2 separate regions of the Mus musculus genome follow, and region 2 is linked to region 1. A link is a loop called in an ENCODE intact Hi-C map of the cell type or tissue named here. Cell type or tissue: left cerebral cortex. All regions are shown on one strand.

Evidence for each region. Hi-C counts contacts between places; a loop is a spot of excess contacts. Peaks named below come from ENCODE experiments on the same cell type or tissue, not always from the same donor. Only the 100,000 strongest peaks of a DNase experiment are listed, where the experiment ranks them.
Region 2: it touches region 1 in a loop (2.1-fold over the local background); 2 of 42 quality-filtered maps call a loop at or near these places.

The regions. Positions count from the first base shown.
Region 1 is chr2:129,796,217-129,804,216 of GRCm38, reverse strand. Stk35 (serine/threonine kinase 35) reads right to left here and starts at 3,700. Exons shown (of 4, transcript NM_183262.3): 1 at 3,371-3,700; 2 at 2,213-2,813. The coding sequence starts at 3,676. Stk35os1 (serine/threonine kinase 35, opposite strand 1) reads left to right here and starts at 2,758. Exons shown (of 1, transcript NR_029452.1): 1 at 2,758-5,848. In left cerebral cortex, CTCF peaks have their summits at 2,513 and 3,725; DNase peaks (open chromatin) are centred at 2,708, 2,935 and 3,665; H3K4me3 peaks cover 3,340 bases; H3K27ac peaks cover 2,060 bases.
Region 2 is chr2:129,670,367-129,678,366 of GRCm38, reverse strand. No RefSeq gene overlaps it. Among named protein-coding and RNA genes, the nearest start is that of Pdyn, 26 kb to the left of the region's middle. In left cerebral cortex, a CTCF peak has its summit at 3,242 (motif pointing left); DNase peaks (open chromatin) are centred at 514, 2,942 and 3,258.

The DNA.
Region 1 (8,000 bases):
ACAAGGAACAGGGCAGAGTATGGTTGCAAAGGACTTTGGGGTTAAGGAAAGCTTTGGTATCGCTGGACATCAATAGCATGCTATAAACTCAGGGCCCGATCAAGACTTGGATACTTAAGTCAAGAAAACGTACCCTGGAGAAATTTGAGTCTCTGTTTTCCACTTTAATGCTAGCAAGCTATGTATGTATTATCCACTAAGCAGACGTATGACATGTAAGCTTAGCTGTCATTTTCTAGAGTAGAGGCAATACATATTAAGACTCTGAATTAAAACAGGGAATATTAAGTATGTGGCCCACAGGGGAAAAAATTCACTAGTTTTAGCACACAAAGGGGGGATGAAAAAACTAGGGTAGCTTTCAACCTACTATTCCGGCCACACAGGCAATGTGTTCCATAGTCAAAGTTTGGGAAACTACAGTAAGAACCCAAATCTCTAAGAAGATGAAGATGGAAGAAATTCAGAAAGTAGTCTGAACGTAATGAGGCAGTGGATTCTTTATAGATTACCGACGTTCCCAACATGTACAACCTCTTGGCAGAGATCCCCATCGTAGGATAAAGGCACACACACTCCCTGTGGGTTGTCAACTTGCCATGTTAGCTCAGAACAAGCAACGACTGCATGTAAGTCCCAAACTCCAGGGAGTTAAACACTTGCTACTCTGCCACTATTTACTGTAAAATTCTTTTTAAAATGCTGTCTGTGAAGAAAGTTTTAAAGTATTTGTGTATTGGAAGAATTAACAAGGACTGCTAGCTTAAGTTCCAGTTTCAAGCTGGCAACATCAATGAACTGAGGTTAGAAGATACTGTTTGGCAATGCAAATTCACACAGCCCAAGGCAGTTATTGAAATATCAACCAAACATTTGCTAAGCATGTTTCATTCATTTGTACTCAAGTAATCGGTGTGTAAAAGAACTAAGAAAGTAACTGATGAGACTGAAGGCAAAGTAGAAGGTGCTACCTAGGAAATCTTCAAGGATCCACCCTCCTGGAAATGATGACAAGCAGGATGGGAAAGGCCCCCAGAGAATTCCATCACACTATCCAATCCACTGTTAAATGACTTTAAAACTCTGCAAGGAGTTCTCCTGGGACCTTACAATAAAATCTGACAGGTGCTCCAAAAAGACTTTAGGAAATCTAGCCCTAAATCCCACCCAGTCTGCTAAATTCAACCTCAGATAGGGAAGGAAGGCAGCAATATATCTGCAAAGATCTGTGAGGGCCATGCTGGCTTACAAATACTTCAAGGACACAGGAATTTGGAGGCCGGAGTCCCACTCTTTCAAGCTGATTAACCTTAATCGAGCTGTGTTTGTGCCCACTAGGCTGAGTTCCTCTATTTATAGAGCAGAAGCTTAATTTACTGTTACAGATATTATCCAAATCGTAGCGCTCAGATTATATAGCTGGGATTGCGACTGTCCAATTTCCCTCGCCCTACCCCCTGCCCCAGGAACTCAAGACACTTGCAGCCCACTGCCTCTTCTCTAGTTTACACAGGAAGGCAAGGTGTTTGGCCTCCTGGAGCCCCATGGTTCTGCAACAATCACTGCTCAGACAGCCCCAGGGGTTATGAAAACAACTGAGATTGTAACAGGGCAGGGAAAGCTGCAACCTGTTTTGTTATGCGACAGCTCTTGGCCCACCTGAGGGGGTTATTACTGGGTGCGTGAGTTATTAACCTGTGGTGCCCTCAGGGACTAAACCAAGAACCAACTGAATGATTGTCTGCTCTCGGGTGAAGGGTTGGGGTTCTCGGAGGAAACCTCACACTTGAAGACAAGGTTTGGGAACAGAATTGGAAGAAACTAGAAATCAGGAAAGGAGAATGGCATGGGTGGGTCTGCTACTTTTTTTCCCCTCTAGGTTCTGATGAGAAAGAGGCATGAGGGGGCTTCTGCAGTTCTACCAACTACTTTGAATCCCACCAGGACTACTCTTCATCCATCTTTTAAAATGCTAGGCTTGTAATTATGGCTCACACCTACTGAGTGAGTACTTAAAAAGATCAAGGTTAGCACTTGGTGAGCTTGTTAGGGAATGTCAGCTAACGGCTGGGGAACAGACTGATTTCCTAGCAAGAAAGAAGGTCCCAAAGCCGGGTCAAGGACCTTAGCGAGCCAGAGACAGTTATTAGAACTGAGTGGTTCTGAGAACAAGGGGGTCCAGGAGAGGGCAGGACTGCCGGCTGTAGTCTACCTTTGAGCGAGGTCTCCACCAGGCGCAGGTAAAGCTGTGAGTTCTTGTTGCCGTGACTCATGCGCTGGGCTAACCCGTTGCGCTGTAGGACGCACTCCTCAAACTGCACGATATTCTGGTGCCGCCGCTTGAGACTGGTGAGGGCCCAGAATTCTGCTAGTGCCAACTCCACGTTCTCGGGAGCGTCGCAGCGGATCTTCTTGACTGCCACCCTGGCCCCACTGCGCCCAGCCACAGCCTCATAAACCACGCCGTAGCTGCCGCGCCCGATCTCCGCCAAGAGGCTGTAGCGCGGCCGTGCAGGAACATCCCCGCCGCCGCCATCCGGCCGCCGCCGGGCCAGGAAGGCCTCGCCCGGGACCTCGGCCCCAGCCGGATCCATGGCCTGGGCCGCCGGCCTCAGCTTCTCGCACAGTACCCGCTGGACTGGGCTTCGCCTTTTCCGCTCCGGGCTTTTTGTCCCTCTGCGGGCTCCGTTCTCTTTCCCCGTTTCCATGGCTGCGGGGGGCGGGGGGAGCAGCAACGGCGCCGCCCGGGCCCCCCTTGCCTCATCCCTCCGTCTAGCCCCGAGATGTGGAGGAGCGGGACCTTGGATGGTGATCTAAGGGCGAGAGGGAGAAGTTAAAACCCACCGGGCCGAGAAGGGTAGATGAGGAACTTAAAGCGTCCGGCGTCCCACCTCCGCCGCCGGTCGCGGCCCCTTTAAGAAGGAGCCACCGTCTCGAATTGAACGGGGGAAGGGAAAGGAAAGCGGGAAAGACGGAACCACCGGGAAGTACCGAGGGAGGACCGGAAACCGAAGCGCAAACCGTCCCCTCTCGCCGACTTATCCGTCAGGAGCAGAAAAAATAAATAAAGCCGTAGGGATCGTCCCCATCGAAGACGGCCGGCTTAAACTTTCCTGGGGCTTAGCCCCCTCTCAACGGCCCCTCCCCACGTCCTACCCGGGCTTCTCCCGGTGTAAACAGTCCCGTGAATCAAACCCAGGAGAGCCCGGCGGGACGACCCAGACCCCCGGGGACAGCGGGCGAAGGGAAACCGGCTAAAAGATCGGCTTCCGAGGACGACAGGCGGAGGCCCCGGTGACGCCCCCGGGACTACGGTGGGGCGCCGGGGCTCCCGCTTCGGCCCTCCCTTCCTCCCTCCACTCCCTCTTACCTGGCCGGCGCTGTTCCTCTTCCGGGCGAACCGGTTCCCCCTTGGAGCCCGCGCCGGAGGATGGTCCGTTCCGAGCCGGGCTTGTCTGCAGAGCCGGGTAGGGCGCGAGGCGGGGAGCCTGGCTGAGCGTGTAGCGCGTCGCGGCGCTGCTCTTGTGATGACAGCAACGCTCCCGGGGGAGGCCTCGGCTTCCAGGTTCCCGTGGCCGTCCCCGAGTTCACGCCAGCTGAGCACTTTACGTAACCTCTTTATGTAAGCTGCACCTCCCGCCGCCGCTCTGGTCAGCGGAGATTCCTGGTGGCCCATCCCCCAGGAGGCCAGCGGAGAGCCGCGCCGCCTCTCTGCAGCCGAGGTAGACCCAGCCGCCGCGACAGCCCGGAACCAATCACTGGCGAGAACACCCAGCCAACAAAAAGAGCGCGCCAAAATCCCGCGATTTGTACCGAGGGCCTTCGCGAGGCGCCTGCACTCCGCAAACGCCTTTCCGGACTTGACCTGCATCGTACCTCTACGCCCGCACTCGGCACTTGATGCTGATTGGGGGAATGGCTTAGGTGTAATCGATTCACAGCTGAGACCAGGGTTAGAACGCTAATCTCCACGCCCACTAATGACCCCAATGATCTCAGCCGCACTTAATCCTCAGTATCCTTCTCTGCCAAACCCGGGTGGTCCGCACTTCCAAGGTTGCAAAGGACCAAGTGAAATATGATGGCTGGCTAATTGAGTGCCTGATATAAGCTGCTTTGGGCTTGGATTTTGATACCCTTCACCCCGGCCGCCCATTGTGGTGGGAGGGAGCACAATGGCTGTGTAGTTAAGAATGATCTTGAACTTTTCCTCTTGTCTTCATCTCCCGAGTAATGGGATTAAAGGCGGGCACCACCACACCCAATTTATACACCCTATTTGTTTGTACAGAGCTAGGAATCCAAGGGTTTTGTGCATGCTAGACAGGCACTTTACAAAGCTACATCTCCAGCCCCTAGGCGTGGTTTTTTAAAGTATTTTGTACCCTGCTTTGTACTCCAATGCCTAGAAGGTGCCCAGTATTTTGTTAGCTGATATTGAAGGACAGTAACTAGAGTTTCTGCTACACACTATTTTAAGTCTGGGGAAAAAGGAGTAGACACGACAGTCTTTGCCTTAATTGCGACTCTTGACACTGGAGGAGACAGTCAACCTTGTGTCTTCGTAGATGTCTCACAGTTAAAGTACTTAGAACAGTGTTAAAATACACACAAGACAGATTAAATGTAATGTAAAACAATAAACAAGAGTTTCTAGAATTTCTATAGCTTTTCTGTATGTAAGTGGTCACATATACACACAAGGTGTAAGAATAGTAAAGTCTCATCTTTTTTTTTGCCAGAATTACATTGTTTTGCTATATTTTCATGTTCTGTGCACAAATATGTATGTATGAATGTATACATGTTGTAAATCCTTTTATATTTATAAGATATATATGTATACATATATATATATATACACACACACACACATATATATATACACACACACAAATATATGTGTGTGTGTGTGTTTTTTTCCCAAGGACAAAGATACTCTCTAGCACACTCTCAATACAGTGCAGAACCATGAACAATGCCATGCTTTTGTTTACTATGCCATCTCAAGGTTTACCGATTGTCCTTTCCTTTCTCTTCTAGTCCAATATACGAGTCCTCAGCACCTAGCCTTATTGGATAAGGATTCCAACAGCCTCGTTGTTAACCGAAACTCCTTTACTTCTTTTCCTTGTTGTTGCTGGGTTGTTGGGTTTTTTTTTTTTTTTAATTGGTGGTGATTTGGGTTTTTTGTTTTTTGTTTTTGTTTTGTTGGTTGGTTGGGTTTGTTTGTTTGTTTGTTTGGAGACAGGGTTTCTCTACTTAGCTTTGGCTGGTCTTAAACTCAGGGATCTGCCTGTCTCTGCCACCCAAGTGCTGGGATCAAAAGGTGTGCACCACCATACCCAACCTCACAATTTAAACAACTTAAATTTCTTTAAAGGGTTCATCTTCAAATATTGTTACTAACCTATTGGGGGTTATAGGTTCAACACATGATTCTGAGGTAGGACCACAATTCAGTTGGCAGCAATCTCTTTAGAAAATGACACTCATCTGAGTAATGAATAGCAAGAAGCCAGTCATGCCACAACTAGTGGTGGGGCATTGCAGGGAGAAGAGACAGCAAGTACAAGAGTGGCCAGGGAGATAACCTTGGTCAATTAAAGAGACTATTAGAATGTAAAACAGCCTGGGTAATGGCTCAGTGTGAACCTGATGACTTGATTTCAATCCCCACCCCACCCCCCAAGCTGACAAAAAGGTGAAAAGAGAATCAACTCCACAAAGTTGTCCTCTACCCTGGTACCCACAATCCTACAGAGATGGTGATGAACCCCAGAGGCTCAGAGGTATGAGTCCCCTGCAGCTGTTGAATTAGCTAATAAAATACTTTCACATTTGATTCTTAAATTTGGACTTGCTTAAATTACTAAAGTAATCTTCACTTGCTTTTATGCTTGATAGCTAACATTTATGAGCAGTTTCTATCTTCCTGGCATAGAGAGTGACAAAGAGTATTTATGACATCCTTGAAAACATAGTTTCTTTCAAAGTTAAATGTATATGTCTGCCTGTGGCCTAGCTAGTTCCCAGTCTAGAGGTTTACCCAAGATAAATGAAAACTTAGATTCACAAATAGACTTTTGTATAAAACTATTCATGGTGGCTTTTCCCATGACAGTCAGAAACTGGAAGGTACTACTATGTTTGTCAATACACAAATAGATTGTGTTACTTCCAGATAGTGGGAACAAAAGGGGAACTGAGACTCTATAGCATGGAAGAATTAAAAAAAAAAAATGCAGGGTGAAAGAACCCAGGCACAAAAGAACACATGCCAAGTGAGTCCTACACCACTCGGGAAAAAAGCTCAGACTAATCTATACTAGAGAGGGATCAAAGAAGAAAAAAGGAAAACCTTTTGGGGGGGGTGAACAATAATGCTCATTTTTTTTTTTTTTTTTTTTTTTTTTTTTTTGGTTTTTCGAGACAGGGTTTCTCTGTATAGCCCTGGCTGTCCTGGAACTCACTTTGTAGACCAGGCTGGCCTCGAACTCAGAAATCCGCCTGCCTCTGCCTCCCGAGTGCTGGGATTAAAGGCGTGCGCCACCACGCCCGGCATGCTCATTATTTTTATGTGGTGATAGTTTTAATGGGAAATGCTAGAATACCTCAAATTGGGGCTGGCGAGTGGCTCAGTGGGTAAGAGCACTTGCTGCTCTTCCAAAGGACCCAGGTTCAGTTCTCAGCAATTACATGGCAGCTCACAACTGGCTGTAATCCCAGTTCCAGGGGATCTGACCCCCTCTCATAGACATACAAGCAGGCAGAACATTAATGTACATAAAAATAAGTAAATTATTTTTTAAAAGTTTTTAAAGAATGTCTCAAACTGTGTCCTTTTATGGGTTTAGTTTATGTATAGCCACCTTTCAGGCTTACCTCTAAAAAGCTCTAAAAATGGAGGCAGTAGGGAGAATGTTACATAATGTATGGTTCCTTTAATAGAAAGGGTGGCCACCGGCCTATGGTAGCAGAATGCCAGTGGTTGACTGCCAAGTGGCACAAGGGTGATAGAATTTGTGAATTGTACTACAATGAGATGTAATTAAAAGCTGGGAAAAAAAATGAAAGCCCCTCAACCAAGAAGATTTGTGGGTTTTGTTTTTGTTTGGGGGGTTTTCTGTTGTTTTCGTTTTAACCTTTAAAAAATGTTTTTTAGACTTTTTATCCCATGTATGTGGGTATACTGTTGCTGTCTTCAAGCACACCAGAAGAGGACATCGGATTTCCATTACAGATAGTTGTGAGCCACCATATGGTTGCTGGAATTGAACTCAGGACCTCTGGAAGAGCAGTCATTGCTCTTAACTGCTGAGCCATCTCCCTAGCCCTTCTGTTATTTTTGAGACAGGGTTTCTCTATGTAGCCCTGGCTGTCCTGGAACTGGCTTTGTAGACCAAGTTGACATCAAACCCACAAAGATCTGCCTGCCTCTGCCTCCCAAGTGCTAAGATTAAAGGCGTGCATCACTACACCTGGCTAAGATTTGTGTTTTAAAGAAGTTTCTGCGGACAGAGTGCTGTGTGATGCAGCCTGGCTTCACTCCTCCCACCCTTGGGTCCATAGTCTGAGACAAAGTCAAGAACCCTTCTCCTCCTATCTTCTGCCCTCCCCTGAATTTGGAGAGATGGAGCAAGAAGCTCTAGAAGAACTATGGGTGTAAGTCTGCTGTAGCTGTTAGATTACTTAATTTCTTTTTAGTTTGCTCAAATTACTAATATAACTATTTATTATTATGCCCAATAGCTAACATTTATGAGCATTTATGAAACTGACAACATTTATGGCATTGCAGAGAGGTGGTTTCTATCACCAGCCCATTTTACAGACAATGAAAATGAAGGTAAAAATTCTTCAACTAGATTTGGAAATGAGGCCCTAGGCTTCCCTGTACCCTTCCTGGCTTTAGCAAGGTGGTGCTAGGGGTGGGGGCGAGATATCATTTTAGAATGGATAGTTTGGAAAATCTCTGTGATAGGGGATCATGGAACAAA
Region 2 (8,000 bases), 130 kb after region 1:
GCACGGGGATGAAGACTTGGAGAATCCCATTGACTCAACAGCTATCAAGCTACTGGGGCATCATGGCCCAGGCTCCAGAAAGCTCCCTGGGTCTCTAACATCACAGTGTTTATGTAGAAAACCTGAGTCATGTCCCAACAACCACACTATGTCAGAATCTAGGTTGTATCTGAAAGCTAAAGAAACAGAGGCTGGGAGCAGGAGGAAGCTTGCATTCCTGGTCTGACCTGACTTTGGGAATAATAGAACACAGAGAGGGGAAAGATGTGGAGTTCAAGATGTCTGCCGTATCTATCAGAGTCCTAGCCTGGGCAGACAGCAAGGGCTAAAAGAGCTTCATAACTCAATTAGGCAGTAAGGAAATTAGTGAAGGAAGCCAGGTGACTTCCTAGTGGGTAGAGGGAGGGCAAGGCAGGGGTTGGGGATGGGTACTGTAGTCTCAGATTACACAGAGTTAATGAGATGGCCAGAACCCAGCCATCCACAAGAGCCACTTCTTTAGAGAAAATGGAGTCCTTTGTTGACATGGCAACCATTTGAAAAAGGCTCTGCAGCAAGAGAGAACACCCTGCCCATCAAAGCAGCTCAGCGCAGCCCACGGGTGTATCAGGATACAATGTATCCAAGACCCTAAACAAAAATGGCTTAAAGCTCTCAGAAAAGTGAGGCTGGGGCAGCTTATGACCCTGCTCTGTTTAGCTTTTGCTGCATAAGCCGTCATAAAACTCAATGGCTGAAAACAATTATGTGCGCTGAGGAGTAACTCTCTGAGGGTTTTTACCTGGACGGAAATGGAGGGCTGCAGAGCTGGGGGACTCCACAGGCAGTCACTACATCTCCTGATGGTATATGCTTGGGCCAGGGTCCCTCATCTTCCAGCAGGTTAGACCAGTTTCCAATCGAGCATGACATTTCCAGTCAGCACTACAAGCAGGCAAATGTGAATGCTGCCTCAGACAACACCCAGTGCTGGTTTTGCCACATGTAATTGATGAAAGCAAGTCACGGGCAAGTCCACAGAGCGGGAGGAGGCAAGAAGGCAAGACCACATTCCCAGGAGGGAATGGTCTTACAAGGTAATCTCAGACTGCTCTACAAAGCTACCAGAATTCCAGGATCCTGCATCCTCACATTGCACTTAGTCTCCTAGGACTAATAGTGACAGAAGTTCAACCATGATGTCTATGGTCAAGGGGCAAGATGGAGGAACGGCTAAAATAGAGTGGGGAGGACACATATAGTAGTTATGTGTTCAGAAGGTGTTCTGGAAGCAGTCATACAATATTTCTGCTTAAACCTCACTGGCCAGATCTTGGCCACATATTCACTTTGTTACAAGGGATGCTGGGAAGTACCATCTTGGTTTCATGTAACCAAATGGTCAGGCAGGGAACCATGGGTATTGGCTTTGTTGCACATGGAACTATAAAGGGTGGTAACTCCCACAAGATGGAGAGCTTTTCTCTTTCTTGGGCAAATGCCTTTTAACCTCGCACACGTAGGCATTTGAGATGTAAAGTATTCACGACAATGGGGCGCTTCAGCATAGAGAATGAACAAATTAGCCTACGACTCTAATTTGAAATTTGTAATTGATTATAGACTTGTCGGTTTTCTGTTGAGGACCTGTGACCACTGGTGTGATGTACCAGAGGTCCTGAGATTCACTACACTTTAAGGTCTTAAATTGGATGTTCCAACGTGCTTTAAACTCTGGAAAGTTTTGCTTGTTAGGGCAAATAAGGAAAGTGTTTAAAAATGAAACCGAGTACATTAAATTAGTAAGTCCTGTGTTAAATGTTGAGGATAATTTAATTACCCACACTTGCAAAGGGGATAGATAGTTTTAATGGTGTTGACTATTAATCAAAAGTCCCTTGAAAGTGACTGCAAAGAAACAGACCAAGTTTTGAAAATTGAACTTAAAGGCTCAAGGACAACTGGGAGGTTTTTCTCAAGAAGCAATTGCAAGGCTCTGACTCTTAATTAAATAACAAGTACTTTGTTTCAAATTAAATAACAAGACTCTTTGCCTCATGACATCTCTGATCCCATGCAGAAGTAAGCTGGGCTTGGAGGTAACAAAGTTCCTGCTTGTCCCTTAGGCTCACACTCTGCCAGCCTGGGTGGGGAACTTTAAGGACCTGGAATTGGCTAGCAACAACAGAATGGGAAGAGAATGCAGGGAACAGGCACAGGAAGCAGGTACGGGGCAGATATAGGTACAGACAGACAGGTACAGGGACACCCAGACAGAGACAGACATGTATAGACAGGCACAGAGGGTAGGCACAGGTAGGTACAGCTGGCAGGCACTAGCAGGTACAGACAGGCACAGGGGGTAGGTGCAGGCAGGTGCAGTGCGCAGGTGCAGGCAGACATGGGGGTAAGCGGATGGGCAGGCACAGGTGCAGGCAGACATGGGGGTACGCGGATGGGCAGGCACAGGTGCAGGCAGACATGGGGGTAAGCGGATGGGCAGGCACAGGAGGCAGCCCAGACCCACCTTGCCGTCTCTACCTCCCAAACGAACACATTGCTCTTCACTGGAGACTTTGTTTTGGAGGAAAGGATCTGAAGGTACACCTGTATAAGAATGAGAGTTGGGACAGCCACGGAAGTCCTGAGGGGGTCTTTGAACAGAGGACAGTTTCCAGATTACCCCTAGGCTCTCTGCCTGGGAGGGGACATTTCTGCCCTAATAAAAATCAGAAGCAATCGTCACCGTTGTAGTGCCAGTTCCTGGTAGGGACACTGCTGCTTCCTATATTGACACCCGGTGCTCATCCAGCTGCTGTCTTCTCCAGAAACCACAACCTCACTCCCAGGCCACAGCCCTGTGTAGAATCTGGCTCGGAGCTAGGCGACAGCTGAGACCACTTTCTTGTTTTCACTCCGTGAAAGCAGGGCTGGCTGCCAAGAAAACTGGACTGGTAGTCACCCTCCTACTCAACGCTTAGGCTCTTTCCCTCCCTAGACTGCGCCCTTCCCCACAAGCCCTGTGTCTATGTAGAGTTGAGATACATGAAGTCCAGGCATACAGTAGGTCCTGGATTTACTTTTAGCGTCCTCTCCAGAAATCCAGTGTGCTTTATGAAGCTCTTGATAAGTCTCAAAAACAATCCTGCTCCTTTGCTACAGTCTCCACAGGTGCTTGGGGACTTGGGCATAATCACCTTGGGGTACACTATCTAAGCTCTAGAGCAAAGATGCATCCACCGCAGGGGGCAGTAACAAGCCAGGTGGCTGAAGCCAGCGGTATCTGATCTGGGCGCGCCCCCTTGTGGTCACCGGGATCAACACACTCGGGGGAGTTTTGTCACCATCTGGGTAGGCTTAAGAATCTAAATTCCAAAGTTTGGAGCTGAGACAAAAGGATGGACCATCTAGAGACTGCCATATCCAGGGATCCATCCCATAATCAGCCTCCAAACGCTGACACCATTGAATACACTAGCAAAATTTTGCTGAAAGGACCCTGATATAGCTGTCTCTTGTGAGACTATGCCCGGCCTAGCAAACACATAAGTGGATGCTCACAGTCAGCTATTGGATGGATCACAGGGCCCCCAATGGAGGAGCTAGAGAAAGTACCCAAGGAGCTAAAGAGATCTGCAACCCTGTAGGTGCAACAACATTATGAACTAACCAGTACCCCCAGAGCTCTTGTCTCTAGCTGCATATGTATCAAAAGATGGCCTAGTCAGCCATCACTGGAAAGAGAGACCCATTGGTCATGCAAACTTTATATGACTCAGTACAGGGGAACGCCAGGGCCAAAAAGTGGGAGTGGGTGGGTAGGGGAGTGGGGGGGGGAGGGTATGGGGGACTTTTGGGATAGCATTGGAAATGTAAATGAGGAAAATACCTAATAAAATATTAAAAAAGAAAAAAAAAGAATCTAAATTCCAACACTAAAAACTCTGGGTTTAAGGAGGGAACTCAGCAGTGCACTGATTATAAATGGGCAGTTATTGGCATTAAGACGAAAAGTCCTTGGGCTTTTGTAATTGTTGTTGAAATACCTTGTTCTTCAATGCTGTCTTCTTTTTGGCTAGAAATGATTAAGCAACTTCCCAGTTTCAAAGAAAAGGAAACCAGGCTTGGAATTCTTGAGCGCACCTGTGGACCTTGAACATGGATGACTACCTTTGGATTTCAGTTTCACTCAAGTACAAAACAATGCTCCTCTCCATCCACTCCAGTTTTCTCCACTTAAAAAAAAAGTATGAAGATAAATAGGGCTGCAGAGATGGCTCCAGGGTTAGAGAGCAACTGTTGCTTTTGTGAAGGACCCGGTTCAGTTCCTTGTACTCAAGTAGTAATTCACAACCATTTTAACTCCAGTTCAAGGGGATCCAATGCCCTTCTCTGACCTCCCTGGGTCAGGCATGGGTGTGGTGCACTCAAATACATCCAGGCAAACTAGGCATACATATAAAATAAGACTAGAAATTAAAACAGCCTATGATATTTGGTTATGTACTCTGCCCAGAGCTCTAGGGAAAGTTTAGAGTAATAACCGCGATGAAAGCAAGGGTGATAAACCATAAATGCTGAGGTGTTTGACTAACGTGGCCCTGAGTGATATTAAAAGATGACAAGGCAGTTTTTATTCGAGGACACTCATGGCTGAGGGTATATGGACCAATTCAATAGAGGGGTGTGGTAGTCACTATAGCTGGAAAATGGACTACACTCAAGGCCAGCTCTGAGGAGATGATTGAGGACATTGTATAAATACATACGTACATTATACACATTATTTCATTTCCTGCCCCCTGGGCCTGCCTGTACCTCTTGGCTTTGTTGTGGCTACAGTTGTGTGAGCAGAGGTCCATAATCAAGGAGTGGAATGGAGCTCAGCCAGCACAAAATTACCAAGAGAAACATTAGGGACAAGAGATTTCTTGGTCCACTGAGTTGATAGGGTTACCACTATCCTACCACAGGCCAGCATAATACCAGATGACATCAGTCACCAGGGATGGGGGCTCCTACAAAATGACAGTATGCTTGCTTGACCTGGAGTCTGGGAGGACAGAGAAATCTACTGAGCAGAGGACTTAGCTCCATCCATCCCTTCTCTTAATTACCTATCTTTTTGTTCGTTTATGTAATTGCTTAATTGATCATTCATTTGTACCTATATTCACCTACTCCCCATTGACTCAGCCTCTTTCTCATTTATTCCTCCCCTAGTCCATATACTTACCTATCTGTGACTGTATCTATCTGTCTGACCCTCTCTCCCTCCATCAATCCTCCATAAATGTATCTATCCATAGTCCTGCCTCCTTGCTCCTTCCCTCCCTCCCTCCTTCCCTTCCTCTTCCCTCCCATCTGCCTCCCCTCGGATTTTCACTCCTTCCCTCCCTCCATCTCTTCCTGCTTTCCTGCCTCTTCTTTCCCCTTGATTTTCCTTCCCACATTCTTCCACCAGGTCCCCCCCTCCACTTTCCATCTCATCTTTGAGTCCTCTCATTTACTCTAGAAGTTTACACATGGCTTAAATTCCAGTCCAGCATCTAGGCTACTCATGTCTAGTAATAGTGAGTGAAAAGATTGGGTGCTACATCACTGCGGTCAGATTGCAGGAACTGGGGGAGCTTAGAGGGATCTTGAGTCTTGGGAGTGGTTGGAGAAGTTCTTCCGTGGAACTGGGGACCTGTGGCAGGAGTTTGGAGACACAAGGACTGGCAGGAGACAGTGGAAGTCCATCTGCCTGACTCTGCCCTGTTTCTCTCCTAGGTATTTCCTTCTAAGAATTTTTGGGCTCTGCACATTGTGTGGCCAAGATTTGTGCTCTCTCTCTCCCCTACCCCTACTCTGGCATCCCCTGGAGAACAGTCATATAGTATTGCAAGACAGCCAGGCTGTCTCTAGTGTTCTTGGTGATAGCCCACTCTTTTCCAGTCATCACCACAATCAGTGTCTGGGTGACCCCTTGGTCTGTGCTTACACGCCAGGCTTCAGGGATGCCTTATAGAAATAGCTCCTAAAGAGGCTCCAACAGCCCCTCTTCTACTTCCCCCTCATGCTGATAGGTTTCCAGGCCTTTCAATTTCACTCTTCATTCACTCTCTCCAGGTCAGTCAGCCTGATGTGTACCTAATCCAAAGCTGAGTGATCCATGCCATCCCCCTGTCTCTCAGGGATCTCCCCAACCTCACACGGACATTCCTCTGCCTCCTGCGCTGCCTCTCTAAAGCTCTAGGATGCTGATAATCTACTTGAAAAAATACCTTTCAGTGAAACTCCTTTCCAGGCCAGGGATTAAACTCAAGCCCCTTGGGCAGACACTCGCAGCTCTTTCTCATCTGTACTTTCTATTTCTCCCAGGTTCTATCTTAGACGTTTCCTTCTATGCCTCCCAAAGCTCCCCCAGGGCACCTGCTCCTTCCTACCTCTCCAGAAGACTGGTGCTCATCTTTCAAACTATGGCTGGTGCTGGGACAACACTCACCGTGGTCTAGTGAGTCTGTCCATCTCCATGCAACAGGCTGAGAGCCTGTGATGGCTGATCTTCATTGTCAACCTGGCTGCCATGTGGGGGATGCACTTCTGAGTGTGGCTGTAAGAGGGTTTCCAGGGTTTTAACTGAGGAGGAGAGACACACCCTGAATATAGACAATACCATTCCAAGGGGCCGGTCCTGAACCAAATCAGAAGGAAAGGAGGTTTGCCCTTGGGCACCTGCATCCATCTTTGTCTGTTTGCTGACTGCGGCTGCAGATGGGGTTTGAGGCAAGCTACCTCACTCTCCTGCTGCCTCAGCTCGAGCTGAGCTAGCTACCATGCCTCCTCTGCCACAGTAATGATAAGACTTCCTTTCTTAAAGCCACCTGAGGAATTTTATCATAGTAACTGGAAGGGCAGCTATTACAAAGGATATGGGAGACTGAGTGTGGTAGGTGATTTGAGTAGGAACAGCCTCTATAGACTTATGTGTTTCAATGCTTGGCCCATAGGGAATGGTACTATTAGGAGGAGTGGCCTTGTTGGAGTAGGTGTGGCCTTGTTGAAGAAAGTGTGTCACTGTTGGGGCAGGCTCTGAGGTCTCATATGCTCAAGATAGGCCTAGTGTGGCACTCACTTCTGCTGCCTGTGGATAAAGATATAGAACTCTCTGCTCCTTCTCCAGCATCATGTCTGCCATGCTTCCTGCTGTGATGATAATGGACTGACCCCCTGAAACTGTAAGCCAGCCCCAATTAAATGTTTTCCTTTGTAAAAGTTATCATGGTCATGGTATCTCTTCACAGCAATAAAACCCGAACAAAGATACTGAGCCCTCTTAGAGTTTTTACTCCACACAGCATCTGGCAAACAGTAGGTATTCCGTGAACACAGGCAAGTAGATCAACACACTATCTCTATGGATGCCTGATTTGGATTAGATTAACATGGCCACAGCATGTGTAGAAAAATAGCATTTCAGAGCATGCCTCCCCTTCCTCTGGCTTTTATATATTTTTTTGATCCTTCTTTCTAATGTTTCCTGACCCTTGGAGGAGGTGATAGAATGTCCTGGTTAGCACTCAGTAGTCATCCATTTACTCTCAACACCTTTATAATTCTGAGTCTTTGTATTAACTATTGCATGAAGAGGTTTGGCCAGCACAGACAGCAGCACTAGTGTATGGATATAAACATAAATATTTATAAGGCACTTTAAAAACAAGTCCATTTAGCAAAATGAGAGTAGTAGCTGACCCTCTAAGGCCTGTGGCCTCCCCAGCCATGGGCTTATTATGATGCACACATTTCCTTCTGTGGAGTGGGGTACAAATCTGATCATGAAGCTGTTGGTTACCCCCATACCCACCATACCACTATTGCCCCACATCTCACCTGATCGGGTTTGTATCTGCATTAGACTGGTGACAACCTGCAAGGCACTCTCCAGTTCTGTGGAAGCTTGCTAACAGGGACGAAGTTATTTTATTTTATTTTATTTTATTTTATTTTATTTTATTTTATTTTATTTTATTTTATTT